Regions from separate parts of the Homo sapiens genome. Here region 2 is linked to region 1. A link is an interaction called in ENCODE POLR2A ChIA-PET data of the cell type or tissue named here. Cell type or tissue: A673. All regions are shown on one strand. Each heading gives the region's core, and the rest is flanking DNA. Links, peaks and the distances in the headings are about the cores only. Region 1 overlaps SPRING1 (SREBF pathway regulator in golgi 1). Region 2 overlaps TESC (tescalcin).

Evidence for each region. ChIA-PET counts read pairs that join two places held together with the same protein. Peaks named below come from ENCODE experiments on the same cell type or tissue, not always from the same donor. Only the 100,000 strongest peaks of a DNase experiment are listed, where the experiment ranks them.
Region 2: POLR2A ChIA-PET joins it to region 1 with 5 read pairs; 2 of 35 experiments call an interaction of 5 or more read pairs at or near these places.

Annotation. Positions count from the first base shown.
Region 1 is chr12:116,713,284-116,720,821 of GRCh38, reverse strand. It overlaps SPRING1 (SREBF pathway regulator in golgi 1), which reads left to right. Exons shown (of 5, transcript NM_024738.4): 3 at 375-526; 4 at 946-1,059; 5 at 2,929-7,538. The coding sequence ends at 3,012. Among named protein-coding and RNA genes, the nearest start is that of SPRING1, 21 kb to the left of the region's middle. RefSeq lists enhancers at 2,571-3,100, 3,101-3,630. In A673, for the core only: no CTCF peak of the experiment used is centred there; a DNase peak (open chromatin) is centred at 2,001; H3K4me3 peaks cover 845 bases; H3K27ac peaks cover 1,755 bases.
Region 2 is chr12:117,076,675-117,083,588 of GRCh38, reverse strand. The region is part of intron 1 of TESC (tescalcin); the gene reads left to right. Among named protein-coding and RNA genes, the nearest start is that of TESC, 19 kb to the left of the region's middle. In A673, for the core only: no CTCF peak of the experiment used is centred there; no DNase peak of the experiment used is centred there.

The DNA of each region.
Region 1 (7,538 bases), core at 1-5,000:
TTGTTCAAAAAAGAATGACATTTTTCTTCAAGCACAGATGAGACGTTGGCTTGCATAGGTTAGAATAGGAGAACGTAGCCGTAGCTTGACCTGATGATGAAATCAGACATGTGCCAGCCGACTAAACAGTAGGTGTAGGTAGGTTCCGACGTGTAGCCTGGCGATAACAGGGGAGTGCCTGCTTCCTGGAAACGACTGCCTGGGGAAAGTAAGCCCCACTCACATTATGTCCAGTTTCCAGCTCTCCGGTGCTTAGGATGATGCCCCAGACTCCAGCTTCTGTCTGTGTACTTTCACTGCTGCTTCATGGTCATCCCTGGTAGGGAGGTGGCAAGGCTGCTGGTTTTATGCTAAGGTTGGTCTCTGACTTTCAGGCTACGTTTGCGAGAGGAAGGATTTGCTGGTAAATGGCTGCTGTAATGTCAACGTCCCTAGCACGAAGCAGTACTGCTGTGATGGCTGCTGGCCCAACGGCTGCTGCAGCGCCTATGAGTACTGTGTCTCCTGCTGCCTGCAGCCCAACAAGGTATGGGGAGTTGATCCTGGTTCTGCGGCTCCTTTTTTCTTTCGGCCTCTGTTTTATGATGAGCATTAGGCTCTTCATGTGAGATTCCTCTGAAAATAAAACTTAGAAAGGAGCTTTGTAGGTGTCAGAAATTGCTGCACAATAGCTTTTATCTAAGGAAAGGAGGTGGTTCCCAGTTGCTTGAATGGTTCTTTTGCAGAATGGATCATTGTATTGCTAATCACATATCTAATGAATAAGATACCCAGGGTGTTTTGGCATGCACGTGTGTGCACGCGTGTGTCCTTTCCCCTCCCTCCTTTTCTCCTCCTCTTCCCCCCTTCCCTGTATCAGCATTCTCTTAGTTTAGGAGAGATAGCCAAGGTCACCTTGTGCTGGCTTAGGTAATTTATTACAGGCACTAACTTTTGTTTCCATAGCAACTTCTCCTGGAGCGCTTCCTCAACCGGGCAGCCGTGGCATTCCAGAACCTCTTCATGGCAGTCGAAGATCACTTTGAGTTGTGCCTGGCCAAATGCAGGACCTCATCTCAGGTCAGAAGCTGTGATGTCTCTAGCTGTGGGATGGCAGCTGACGGGTTAGAAGGAAACTAGAAAATACACACTGTCGATCCTTTTGGTGGGGTGGTAAGGGAGAAGAGACTCGAAGCCGTGTCACGCTTTGTTTGGTGTGATGATAGTATTTAAAATGTCAACGTGAGATTTATACAAGTTAGGGGAGGTGAAGCATTTATATTAAATCAAGGTCTAATCAACTGGCATCTCTTCTATGTGGTTGGTACATTTGTTCCTTAAGTGGAAGCTTAAAATTATTTTTAAGTCTGGTAGAGTCCTAATAGTCAGCTTCTAAGAGAAGGCCCTCCTCCCTGTCTTTGAAATTTGACTAAGGCTTTCCAGTAACCACTTGTTTAGAGTAAGTAGCAATTTGTTCTGGGATGGAGTCGCTGTTTATTTTAGGATTCAAGGGGATGAGGCAGGTGAATGTTTAAAAATACACGAATAAATCTGTAGGCTGTCAGGCTCTCAATACATATTAGCGTGCTGTCATTAAATGCTTCACTCTTTTGGCATTAAATATTATTGCACCTGCTGCTGAAAGCATCTGAAAGTCTTTTGCCTTTTCATCACTGTCTCCTCGGCTCTCAGCTATTGTGGTTGGGCAGTTGTCATAGCTCTCTTTGTAAAATCACCAGACGTGTTTATTATACAAGCACACTTCTTCTGGCTCCTATTCATGGTGTCTCTAAGATTTTACTGGCTTCGTCTGAGATAACGGACTCATTTGTCATTCTCCAAAGCTCTTGTACCCTTTGCCAGATTTCTGTAGTCCACCTTTGGATTTTATGCCCCTTCTCATGTCTCTGGTTTGTTCTGCGAGCATTCAGTATCATTGGGTAAATGTTTCAGGGATTATAATGAGCATTTGAAAACATTAAGAAATTCCTGATGGTCTTGTTTTGCTTGAAGAGCTTTCCACTTGAATGAGCTTTAAAGGAAATGAGGAGGAAGGCTGAACACATGACTCATTTTGATTCAGATTCTCTCTCATTCTGAGAAACGCTAGAAAAGGCGAAGTATTTTCTTTCCTTCACTGATAAAACCCAGGAATTATTTCCAGTCTTCAGTGAAGCTACTATACTTTAGGACTTGGTCTTTTTTACCATAAAAAGATTTCCCAATTGCCATTTGATTTGTTTTGATAAAAGTATCCCAAGAAAGAGAAGACTTGGCTATATGTCTGTTAAATTGGATGAATATTTACAAGTTTGTTGCTTAGCATTGGTCTTGGACTAATTAATGAATTCTAGACTAGCCAAAAACCCAAGTTGCTTGTATGAAAACAAATTGCTGAAAAATTAGCCATCAGGAATGATTGTCTGCTTTAAATCACACTTCCAATTTGCTTAGCCAAATGAGGCTTGCATGGTATTGTAGGATTTGGCTCATGCCCCAAATTTTTAGGTACATAAACTTTATGAAAGCAATTTAAAGTGCATCTCCTTAGTGTCTCTGCAGGGTTCCTTACGGGAACTGAGTGAAGCTCAGGATCAGGTGCAAAACACCCATTGGATCTTAGACTGTTTCAAGTAATTTGAGGAAAAGTAGTTGTCTTGAGTCACCAGGTCACAGCAAAGTTATTTAAAAACTCACTGGTGTACATAAAAAGAAACAGTCCCACAGCGATGTTATGTCTGTGTTCATGCTCTTCATTGGCATTCTGGGTTGAGCATTCTTCTTTGTTCCAGAAAGTGCCCTGGAGCCTTTAGTGACATTTGGAGATGGACTCGGCCAGCCCCCTGCAGGGAGAGTCTGACAGTCCCGATCCACTCTCACTCTTCCGAGAGGGAGGTGTGTGAAGCTGTGCTCGCTCTCACTGCGCTCTTATTTTCCTTTTGCCAACAGAGCGTGCAGCATGAGAACACCTACCGGGACCCCATAGCAAAGTATTGCTATGGAGAAAGCCCGCCCGAGCTCTTCCCCGCTTGACGGGTGCAGCGGACTTGCTCCAGCCTGGGTGAGGAGGCCCCGCTGAAGAACTCGCCTCCTGGGACCCAGCTTCAGCCATCGGGCCAGGCTGCAGGAAGAAGACAAAGGCAGCGTGAGGAAACCTTGGCTTTGACCCCTTCTCGTGTTGTCATCTTTGGCTTCGCTCACCACCCGGGCTTACCAGATGGAACTCTTCTGTAAAGCAGCTTGGCCCCTCCAGCCAGTCCCATTCGGGAAAGATGAAACCGGAGGCCGGGCTCACGGTGGTGGTGGAGTTCTTGGATGACTCAGCCCTGGGACCTGCACAGGGACCTGTGACTTGTGTTCATCGGGGGCCGGTGTCACTTCCAGTTTTGATCCAGGCTCTTTCACTGTAAAATTATTTATTGGATTCCTTTGGAGTAATGGGAACATTCTAATGTTTTATGTAGGAAAATGCCTTGCCATTCTAGTTGAATATGTTCAAGGAAATTATTTTTGTTGTTGTTCTGTGTTCTCGAGTTTCAGGAGTTAAATCATTCTTCCACCCAGATACAACATTTTCTCTTTTAGGACGTGAATATTCTCTCTAGGCAGTTATTTTTGTTTGTATTTCGACAGTATCAAGCATAGGCCCTGAACGTGACCTGTTAGCCATATCCTGACGTGTAAAATTATCTAAAAACTCAGACACTCTTCCATTCTAATCTAACTGCACGATTTCTAACAGTGGGCACCATGTGCCTGCCCTCAGGTTATTTTCCAGTGGTAGTCGAATGTGCTCATATACCCTATGGAGAGCACTGTTTTAGCAGAAATCTAATTTCTCTTCCTGGAGGAATTTGTTCTCATTTCTTTTGCCACTTAAAATTAACTGTGGGCTACTCAGCCAGGGTACAGTGGGAGCCTCAGGAAGGTCAGAGGCAACCTCCTCCCCTGTTCTATCAATAGAAACCCAACGTTGAGGCAATTCCTAAACAGACGCACCTCGTAGCTTGCTGTATGTGTTTATTCTTTATTGCTTTCAGCTTTGGGGCTGTAACAGGTACAAATATTTGGTTTCCCTATGATTTATAGAGAAGAAGAAGAAACCCAGCTTTCTATCAGAGCACTGCAAGAGAAGAGTCTTACACCTGCCCTCAGTGGGAGATGAGAATGGTCATTATGACTTAGAGAATGCTACACGTGTAGGTTGCTGGTGTGTCCTGAATCCACAGGCATAAAGCACTCCCCATTTTTCCTACTGTAATGCAGATTCTCCGGCTCAAGGTCTAGAATATTTGATCCTAAGATCAAGACATCATGCCCTTCGAATAGTACTGCTCTTTGTTTTCAGGAGTCACGTGAACACACAACTCTCCTATATTCCTCACGAACCTCAGGATTGAGCAAGGTCTTTGTAATTTTTTTGGTTCACTTTATTGACCTGGGAGCAAGGTGCTAATTCTGTGGTCAGTATTCAATGTTTTTTTCAGTGGAGCTTTTTCTTTGGGCCATATTTGCCTTCTAATACATTCCTGCAATATGTAGTGGTGATTTCCCTTAGCTTCCTCCTACTACCTCTTATACTCATCTCCCCAAATTATTTGCCTCCCTTAAATAAGTTTTCCTAGAAGGTAAGCTGGTCAGGCAATTTGAAAAATATTAGATCCCAAGAAATCTATTCCGTTTGCATTGGACTTCTCGGATTCCATGTGTTTGCAGCAGGACTACATCGAACTCTGATGTGCCGGATTGTGGCATGTCTGCATGTCTCATCCATCTATTGTTTTTGGTAACTCAGTTTGGAATTTCAGTGTCTGTCTTCCCTGGGTTGACATTGGAATCAGCCTCTCCTTTGAGCTTATTTTAACTCTTGAGCAACATAACATAGATTTAATGTGAACAGTTTATACCAAAGGGCAGCCTGTGCCTGTTTATGGATCCTCTCTGCCTTTGTACTTGAAGAGCGCATTTTACATTTCCAGTCCTTTCACAGACAGGAGCTCCAACCTTACGATGGAGAATTAAACTTGCTTGTATTTCCACTTTGTGGATGAGGAACTATGAGAGGTGGAGTGACTTCCTGGGTCCCCGCTGAGACTTAGTGACAGATCCCAGACAAGAACTTCATCTCTGACTCCAGGTCTAGTCCTCTTCCCCCTGTCTCTTGCCAACTCCAGCCCTGACACCGTGGGCGTCTCCCCTGAGAGCAGATATATTTCAATTGTCCAGGCCAAAAGAGGGGCGAGGCGGCATAAACACCCAAATTAGGTGGAGGATCCAAAAGTCATTTTCATTTGGCTGTGGAATATGTTTTTTGTATTTCAATCAGCTAGGGGTGTGTTCACTGTTTTTGGAAATTCACAGCGCTTGAGCCTCCATAATGAAGCTGGGCTGCAGAGCACCTGGCACGTGCTCCAGGCTCCCAGCTCCCAACCTAGGACCTCTCCCTGCCCTCCACTCTGGTTGGTTTGTGGTTCCCTCGACCGAGGGTTTCTAGAATCAGGGACCTTGTCTAAGTTTTGTTTGCCCAGAGCCCAGCGAAGTGTGTGATACACCTTGGGAGTTTAGGAGATCACAAAAGGGATGAAAACACCTTTAGAAAACATTTCATTGGTGGGGCGTGGTGGCTTATGCCTGTAATCCCAGCACTTTGGAAGGCTGAGGCAGGTGGATCACCTGAAGGCAGGAGTTCAGACCAGCCTGACCAATATGGTGAAACCCCATCTATACTAAAAATACAAAAATTAGCCGGGTGTGGGGGCGTGTGCCTGTTTTTGTGAGACTCTGTCTCAAAAAAAAGAAAAAAATATTGTTAATAAGTGAGTGTTTTCGGCTCAAGGGAATTGAGTCATACGTTGCATCTCCCCCAGTTCTGCATCTTATTTGCTGCGCTTGCTGGAGTTGTAAAGATTGGTCCTAACAGGGAAAGAAGCACACAAGAGACTGTGAAAAGGGCTCTGAGACAAGCAAGGACAAAAGAGGGAGGGAAATACCTTCCACAGGGCCTGGGATCTGGCAATGCTAGAGCCTTTTTTTTTTTTTTTTTTTTTTGCGATGGAGTCTTGCTCTGTTGCTCAGGCTGGAGTGCAATGGCGTGATCTCAGCTCACTGCAACCTCCCCCTCCTGGGTTCAAGCAATTCTCCTGCCTCAGCCTCCTGAGTAGCTGGGATCACAGGCGTACACCACCACACCCAGCTAAGTTTTTGTACTTTTAGTAGAGACGGGGTTTCACCATGTTGGCCAGGCTGGTCACGGACTCCTGACCTCAGATGATCTGCCCGCCTGAGCCTCCGAAAGTGCTGGGATTACAGGCGTGAGCCACTGCGCCCGGCATGGAGCTGCTATTGATGGGTGAGCTCCACAGCTTTTGCAGAAGCAGAGGATATGACTTGAGAGCAGTGCTGTCACCTCTCAGCATGTCCCCAAGCCCAACTGGGGCCTCCTGGAGATGCCTCAGTCGGCACTGGCCCCAAGGGAATCGTGGGGAACAGTTGCACAATTTGCAAGTTTCTGAGTGCAGCTTTTCCCATCCTTGGGATCAGCAGATAAGTTGTAAACACAGGGAGGTACTGCTTATTGGATATACTTTTCATAAGTAGGACAGAATTCTTTTGGGACTCTAGAGTTGGGAACTACCACTTACTAGCGGCGTGGCTGAGGCAGTCTTCCTCCTCTGTGGCTCAGGCCCTTCATCTGTGAAATGGGGTCACAGCATCTGCCTCTCAGGGTCACTGTGAGGTGTCGATGTGAGCAAGGCCTGAGGCTTGGCAAGAAGTCAATGTCTGCAACTCAGCAGGGAGCAATGGCAGGGGCAGTCAGGGGTCGGCTCGGATAGGGGTGGGTGGGCTCCTGAGGTTGGAAGGGTAGGAATTACAGAGCTCTTGTTACTATTGTTGTTACTGTTTTTAAAGATACGATATTTCAGATAATTCAGGAGCACGTAAGGATGAAACTTAGGATAACCTAAAATCACACAACCTAGAGAGAAGCGCATTTTTGTCTTCCCCCATTTTCTAGGCAAAAATGAAAGTACTTTGTCCTCTTGAAAAACAATTCTCTAATGAATATCCTATGTTACATAGAGGCCTGTGTAATGCATTTGTGTGGCCACATGGTGTCAATTTCATGAATATACAATAATATTATTAATTCCCTGCTGAGGACATTAACTGGTTTCCAAGGCTGCTTGTTGTTTTTGCTACTACAAATAATGCATTGATGATAAATACTTTTACATACATGGTTGTATGTTTATCTGAACTATTTTCACCAATATATTCACCTAGTGTGTATGGAAGTGTCCATTTTTGTCATACCCCTGGTAACCCTGTGATATTATTTTTAAACATTTTGCTAATGGATCTCTGTTCTTGTTTGAATGTATTTAATTTCCAGCAGAATGAGCCCCATTCCTTATTTTGATTGGCCATTTATCATGTACATATGGTGAAATGCCTATTCGTGACTTAGCCAATGTTGTTTCTTTTTCTTACTGATTACTACAGTACATTTTTATATGAAAGCAGCCTTTGTCCCCTTCTCTTGTTTTTCAGCCCTGTGT
Region 2 (6,914 bases), core at 1,539-6,538, 360 kb before region 1:
GTAGCATTTACCAATGCTTCATTTCTTTTTTTGCTGAATAATGTTCTGTCATCTGGATGTGCCACATTTTGTTCACCCATTCCTTTGTTGATGGACGTTTGGATTGTTTCCACCTCTTGGCACTTATGAACAGTGCTGCTTTGAACATTGGTTACAGGTTTCTGGTGTGGACGAACATTTTCTTTTATCTCGGGTATAAATGGAATTGTTGGCTGGGCGCAGTGGCTCACGCCTGTAATTCCAGCACTTTGCGAGGCCAAGGTGGGTGGATCACCTCAGATCAGGAGTTCAAGGCCAGCACAGCTAAAACGGTGAAACCCCATCTCTACTAAAAATATAGAAATTAGCCAAGCGTGGTGGCACATGCCACCCAGTGCGGGGAGGCTGAGGCAGGAGAATCACTTGAACTCAGGAGGCAGAGATTGCAGTGAGCTAAGGTTGTGCCACTGTACTCCAGCCTGGGTGACACAGCAAGACTCTGTTTCAAAAAAAAAAAAAATTGTTTTGGAGTAGAATTGCTGGATTACATGGTAATTCTGTGTTTAATTGATTGAGGAACTACCAAACTGTTTTCCACGGTGGTTGTACCATTTAAATCCTCGCTAGTAATGTATGAGAGTTTCAGTTTCTCTATAGCCTCATCAACATCTATTATTTCTTTTATTTATCATTATAGTCATCATGGTTAAAAAAATTTTAACCCAAATACAATTATACAAGTAATCTCCGTAAATTGCAGAAAAGTTAAGGGACAGATAACCAAATTTAGGGTCAAAGGGAGGAGGAGAAAAATGTTCTGTAATTCTACCATCTGAAAACAACTGACTACTATTATTTTGTTGTATACCCTTTTCTATTTTTTCTTGTGCACATGTGTATATCAATATGAACTTTCACGTGTAAATGAGATCTTAGTCTGTTGGATTTTCCGTGCAACAACATGCCATATGACATTTTCCGATGTCCCACAATATTCAAAAAATATTTATAAAGGCTGTGTAGTATTCTGACTTCAGGATGTACCAGGACTCATCTGTCTCATTTTCTGTGGCTCAGTATTTCCCCCAATTTCTTTTTTTTTTTTTTTAGACAAAGTCTCACTCTTGTCCCCCCGGCTGGAGTGTGATGGCACTCTTGGCTCACTGCAACCTCTGCCTCCCAGGTTCAAGCGATTCTTCTGCCTCAGCCCTCTGAATAGCTGGGATTACAGGCACCTGCCACCATGCCCGGCTAATTTTTGTATTTTTAGTAGAGATGGGGTTTTACCACATTGGCCAGGCTGGTCTAGAACTCCTGACCTCAGGTGATCCACCCGCCTCGGCTTCCCAAAATGTTGGGATTACAGGCTTGAGCCACTGCGCCCAGCCAATTTCTTTTCTTTTTGTTTTGAGACAGCCCCTCGCTCTGCTGCTCATGCTGGAGTGCAATCTTGGCTCACTGCAACCTCAACTTCCCAGGCTTAAGTGATCCTCCCACCTCAGCCTCACTAGTCCACACCCAGCTAATTTTTTGATTTTTTTTTTTTTTTGTATAGATGGGATCTTCCTGTCTTGCCCAGGCTAGTCTTGAACTCTTGGGCTCAAGTGATCCTCCCACTTCTGCTTCCCAGAGTGCTGGGATTACAGCCACAAGCCACCACACCTGGCCCATTTCCCCCAACTTCTTTTCTTTTTTTTTCTTTTTGAGACAGAGTTTTTGCTCTTGTTGCCCAGGCTGGAGTGCAGTGGCACGATCTCGGCTCGCTGCAACCTCCACCTCCCAGGTTCAAGTGATTCTCCTGCCTCAGCCTCCTGAGTAGTTGGGATTACAGGCATGCACCACCACACCCAGCTAATTTTTGTATTTTTAGTAGAGATGGGGTTTCACCATGTTGGCCAGGCTGGTCTCAAACTCCTGACCTCAGGTGATCCACCAGCCTCGGCCTCCCAAAGTGCTGGGATTAAAGGAGTGAGCCACCACACCCAGCCCCCCAGTTTCTTACTGTTCTAAACAGGCAACCTTGATTACCCTCATCTGTTCATCTTTATACGCCTGTCTTAATTCCTCAGGATTTGTTCCTAGGGATCAAGTTCTGATTCAAAGGGTATATACCAACGCTGCCCAACACAAATAATAATGTGAGGTGTAATCATGGTAAATTTTCTAGTAGCTGTAATGTAATTACATTATGTAATATAATTCTAAATTTTCTCGTGGCCACATTAAGACAAGTAAAGAAATTAATGGTGAGATGAATTTTAATAGTGTATTTTATTTAGCCCATTATATTTAAAAATGATCATTTTTACCATATGATCAATATCAAAAGTTATTGCAGTTGTCTGTGTTCTTTTTTGTACTTAGTCTTGGCAGGCTGGTGTGTGGTTTCCACTTCAGCCCATCTCAGTCTGGGCTTACCACCTTCAAGGGCTTAGCAGCCACTTGGACAGGCCAGGTGTGTTCCTTCACGTTGAAGTTTATGATACAAAGTGACAGTTCACCTCCATCTCCAAAAGATTAGGCCAGTTAAACTCCCACCAGCCCCATGGACTGGTGTGCATTTCCCTCAGGTTGAAATCTAAAACCAGAAATAATGAGGTCCAGCTGCCAGGAACCAAAGCCCATTCTGCCCATCATCCGCATGGCAACTGTGACCTCAGGGCCCTGGAGAAGGGCTCAGAGGTGAGGAGCAAGGAAACTGGAAAAGCTACCAACCCAGGAGCCCTTGAGGAAAAGGCAGGTCCTTCCGTGGGCTTTGGGGCCCTGATGCAGGCAGACATGCATCAGGTGCTTATGCGAGGGGCCCTGTTGGGGGCCCAGGGTCAGCCCGGGTGTGGGGGCAGGGAAGGGGTTGGGGGGGCGCAGTTAGGAGGAAGCAGCTCACCAGACATGTTGGGTTAGACCAGCTCCACCTGCCAGGGCCTGGGGTGTTCTGAAAGTCAGTTCCTGAGGCTTCGGAAATCATCCTTTCTCTCAGTTACTGTGCCAGAGGAGTCTTCCCTGAGCTGTGAGCTGAGCCCTTGGCTCTAGGGATTTGGGTGTCAAAAAGAGGGCCCCAGAGGTGGGAGGTTGTCTTCCTAATCCTTTGCTTTCAATCAGGCAGGACAGAGGGAGTATGTGTATGTGAATTTGCACGTGTGTGCATGTTCTTTTTTTTTCCATCACCCAGGCTGGAGTGCAGTGGTGCGATCTGGGCTCACTGCAACCTCTGCCTCCCGGGTTCAAGTGATTCTCCTGCCTCAGCCTCCCAAGTAGCTGGGATTACAGGTGCGCCCCACCACGCCTGGCTGATTTTTGCATTTTTAGTAGAGATGGGGTTTCACCATGTTGGCCGGGCAGGTCTCGAACTCCTGGCCTCAAGTGATCCACCTACCTCAGCCTCCCGAAGTGCTGGATTACAGGTGTGAGCCACCGCACCCAGCCTTGCGTGCACTTTGGATACTGTTAACTGGAAACTCTTCATTAGATAACCTTGATCTAGGATGATTTATATACCTCTTCCTAGCTGTGGGACCTTGGGCACATCCCAGAGTTCTCATCTCTAGAATGGGCGTAGAATCATACCTACCTAACAGAACTAAGGAGAGGGTTGTACCAGCCCAGGCTTATCCAAGTAGTTGAACACAGAGGCCAGGAAACGGTAAATGCTCAGTTAATGTCTGCCCTTGTTGTTATGATTATGCATGTAATTTATTTTTTAAATAGCTTTATTGAGATATAATTCACACACCATGAGATTCACCCCCATTTAAATTGAACCCCATAGTTTTAGTATAATCACAGGGTTATGCAACCATCAAAACAATATAATTTTGGAACATTTTTATCTCTCTCTAAAAGAAACTCCAGTGCCCATTGACAGTGTCTCCCTGTTCTCCCTCTCCAGCCCCTCCCCTCCCTGGCCTCAGGCAGCCACTGGTGTACTTTCTGTTCCTAAGGATTTGTCCATCTGAGCATTTCATGCAAATGGAATCATCCAGTGTGTGTCCTCTCCAGTGGCCTCTTTCACACACCAGGATGCTTTCAAGGTAACGCTTTTTTTTTTTTTGAGATGGAGTCTCGCTTTGTCACCCAGTCTGGAGTGCAGTGGCACGATCTTGGCTCACTGCAACCTCCGCCTCCCGGGTTCAAGTGATTCTCCTGCCTCAGCCTCCCAAGTAGCTGGGATTACAGGTGCCTGCCACCACTCTCGGCTAGTTTTTTTATTTTTAGTAGAGATGGGGTTTTGGCATGTTGGCCAGGCTGGTTTCAAACTCCTGACCTCAAGTGATCCACCCGCCTCAGCCCCCCAAAGTGCTGGTATTACAGGCATGAGCCACCACGCCCAGCCATAACTCATCTTTAATAGTGGTTGTTTAGGTGCACCTGTTTAGCTGTAATTTCTAATCTTATTTATCTTCAGATCAGTGTGTTTTGGGGGTTAAGTGATCATACAAAAGGAGACAGACAAATAAAAAAAAGAAAACAAAACACAGAACTACATGTTTTCTGCCAGACAGACCAAGTTCAAATTGTGGGTCTGCCTCTATCAAGGTCAGTGACCTTGAGCAAGTTACATCCCTTCTGAGCCTCAGTTTATTCTTCTATAAAACGGGAATAGCATGTCCCTCATAGGGTCATGGAAGGAACTAAAGAAGATGATGTGTGCCTGGGACACAGTACTCAGCCAGTGAATGACTTATTAATAGCAGTATTTATGAGATCCCTCAGCCATCCAGATGGGATCATGTTGTAGGCTGAAAAACTTCATTACAAGACTAATACATATACATTGTACATTAGAGAAAAATGGGAAAATATAGATGAACCAAAAGCAAAACAGTCTTTAATCCAGGTATTGAGATGAGAAATAATTATTATTATTTTGGGGAAAATAACTCTAGGATTTTTAAATTACTTAAACACATTTGTATATTTTTATGTCTTTTCCACAACACAGAGTTGTGCTCTCTTGGTAGCAAGCTGTTTTTAGGCAGTATATGTGGAATGTATTTCTATGCAAATACACAACTGTCACTGTTAAAGGCAGTATACCTAAAAACAATTTTTTTTCCTCCATCTTGCACTCTAAAGGTATACTTTAAACAAAAATTGGCTAAACATACCAAAAAGTGTTTGACCAATCTGTTTTTTGCTTTTTTTTTGAGGCAGAGTCTCGTTCTCTTGCCAAGGCTGGAGTGCAGTGGTGCGATTTTGGCTCACTGCAACCTCCGCCTCCCGGGCTCAAGCGATTCTCCTGCTTCAGTCTCCCAAGTAGCTGGGATTACAGGTACCTACCACCATGCCTGGCTCATCTTTGTATTTTTAGTAGAGATGGGGTTTCGTCATGTTGGCCAGGTCTCAGACTCCTGACCTCAAGTGATCTCTGCCCACCTCAGCCTCCCAAAGTGCTGGGATTCCAGGCGTGAGCCACCGTGCCCGGCCCCAATCTGCTTTTGATGGTCACTTAGGGCAAGTCGAATTTTAAGCTATTTTAAATAATGCAAAGTTGAACACATTTATGTATTCATGTTTTTGTACGTGTTGCATCTATTATTTTTTAGGATACATTCCTGCCAAGTGGAATTACAATTTTAAAAAATTTTTATTCATTTTTCTTTTCTCTTCCCAGATCTCCTTTAGTCAGGGAGGAATAACACATTTTTTTTTTAGTAAATGTTTTGTCGTGATATAGTGCATATCCAGAACAGTGCATCACTCAAGCATACAGACAGCTCTTTGAGGTTTCCGAGAACACGACTATGTAAAGTGTACGGAGATCTAGAAATGGAACATTCCTAGTACCCAGAACTCCCCTTTGCACTCCATTCAAGTTACTCCTCCTCATCTCATCCTCCAAAAGTCAGTTACAATATTAGCGTCATCTATGATGCCTCCCTTAAGAGCAGCCACTATCTTGACCTCTAACATTGTAGTTGAGTTTTGCCTGTTTTTGAACTTTATGCAAATAGAATCATAAAGTATGTACACTTTCCTGTCTGGCTGCTTTTGTCTGTGATTATCTATATTGTTCATTTTCACTGCCATGTGCTATTCCATTGCTTGACTATATTACACATTAGCACTCTACTCTGCCATTGTTGGGCATGTGGGTAGTTTCCAGTTTAGGACGATTCCAATGGCACCGCCATGACATCTTTGTACGCATGCTTGGGTGAACAGAAGTATGCGTTATTTGTGTATATACCTAGGAGTGCAATTGCTAGGCCATGAAGTAGCCAGTGTCCTTGCTGACATACCTATGATCTAAATGGCCATATTTCCCTGCAGAAAGGTAGAAATTGCACTTTGATGATTCACCTAACCGTTCCAAGTGTCAGTGGCTACATCTGTAACAAGAGGATACAGCCCCCTCCTAGAGTGTTGAAAGGAAGAGATGAGCTGATCATTGGAGCCATGCCCACAGGAAGTAGAGAGCCCTCAGTCTGGGTTGACAGCCTTAACGAGCTGCTGGAGATGCTTGAGAATACTGAGCTGTTGATTCTTGAAGAGCCTGAGGCCAAAAAACAATGAGCAGGAAGTGAGGTGACCAGTTGGCCCCAGAAATTAGCTGCCTCTGTAACAGGAGCAAAACAGTGCTTAGGGGTAGGGAATGCTGGGAGGACTGAGGTGGGAGGTCACAGCTCCGCAGTCCAGCCCGTGTTTTGGAAAGGTTTGTGTGAACTGTATATAGTCCCCAGGAACCAGACCTAAAGTCCTTGAGTGCCAAAGTACTCTGGGCAGACAGGCGATATTACTTCTTGGTGAAGGCTGGCTTTGGGGTCAGTCGCACAGACTTGGAGTTCAGTCCCAGCTCTGCCTCTGTGTGTTGTGGGATCTTACGTGCTCTCTGAGCTGCAGTTTTCAAATTATAAAACTGAGATAACGGCCGGGCGTGATGGTTCACACCTGTAATCCCAGCACTTTGGGAGGCTGCGGTGGGCGGATCACTCAAG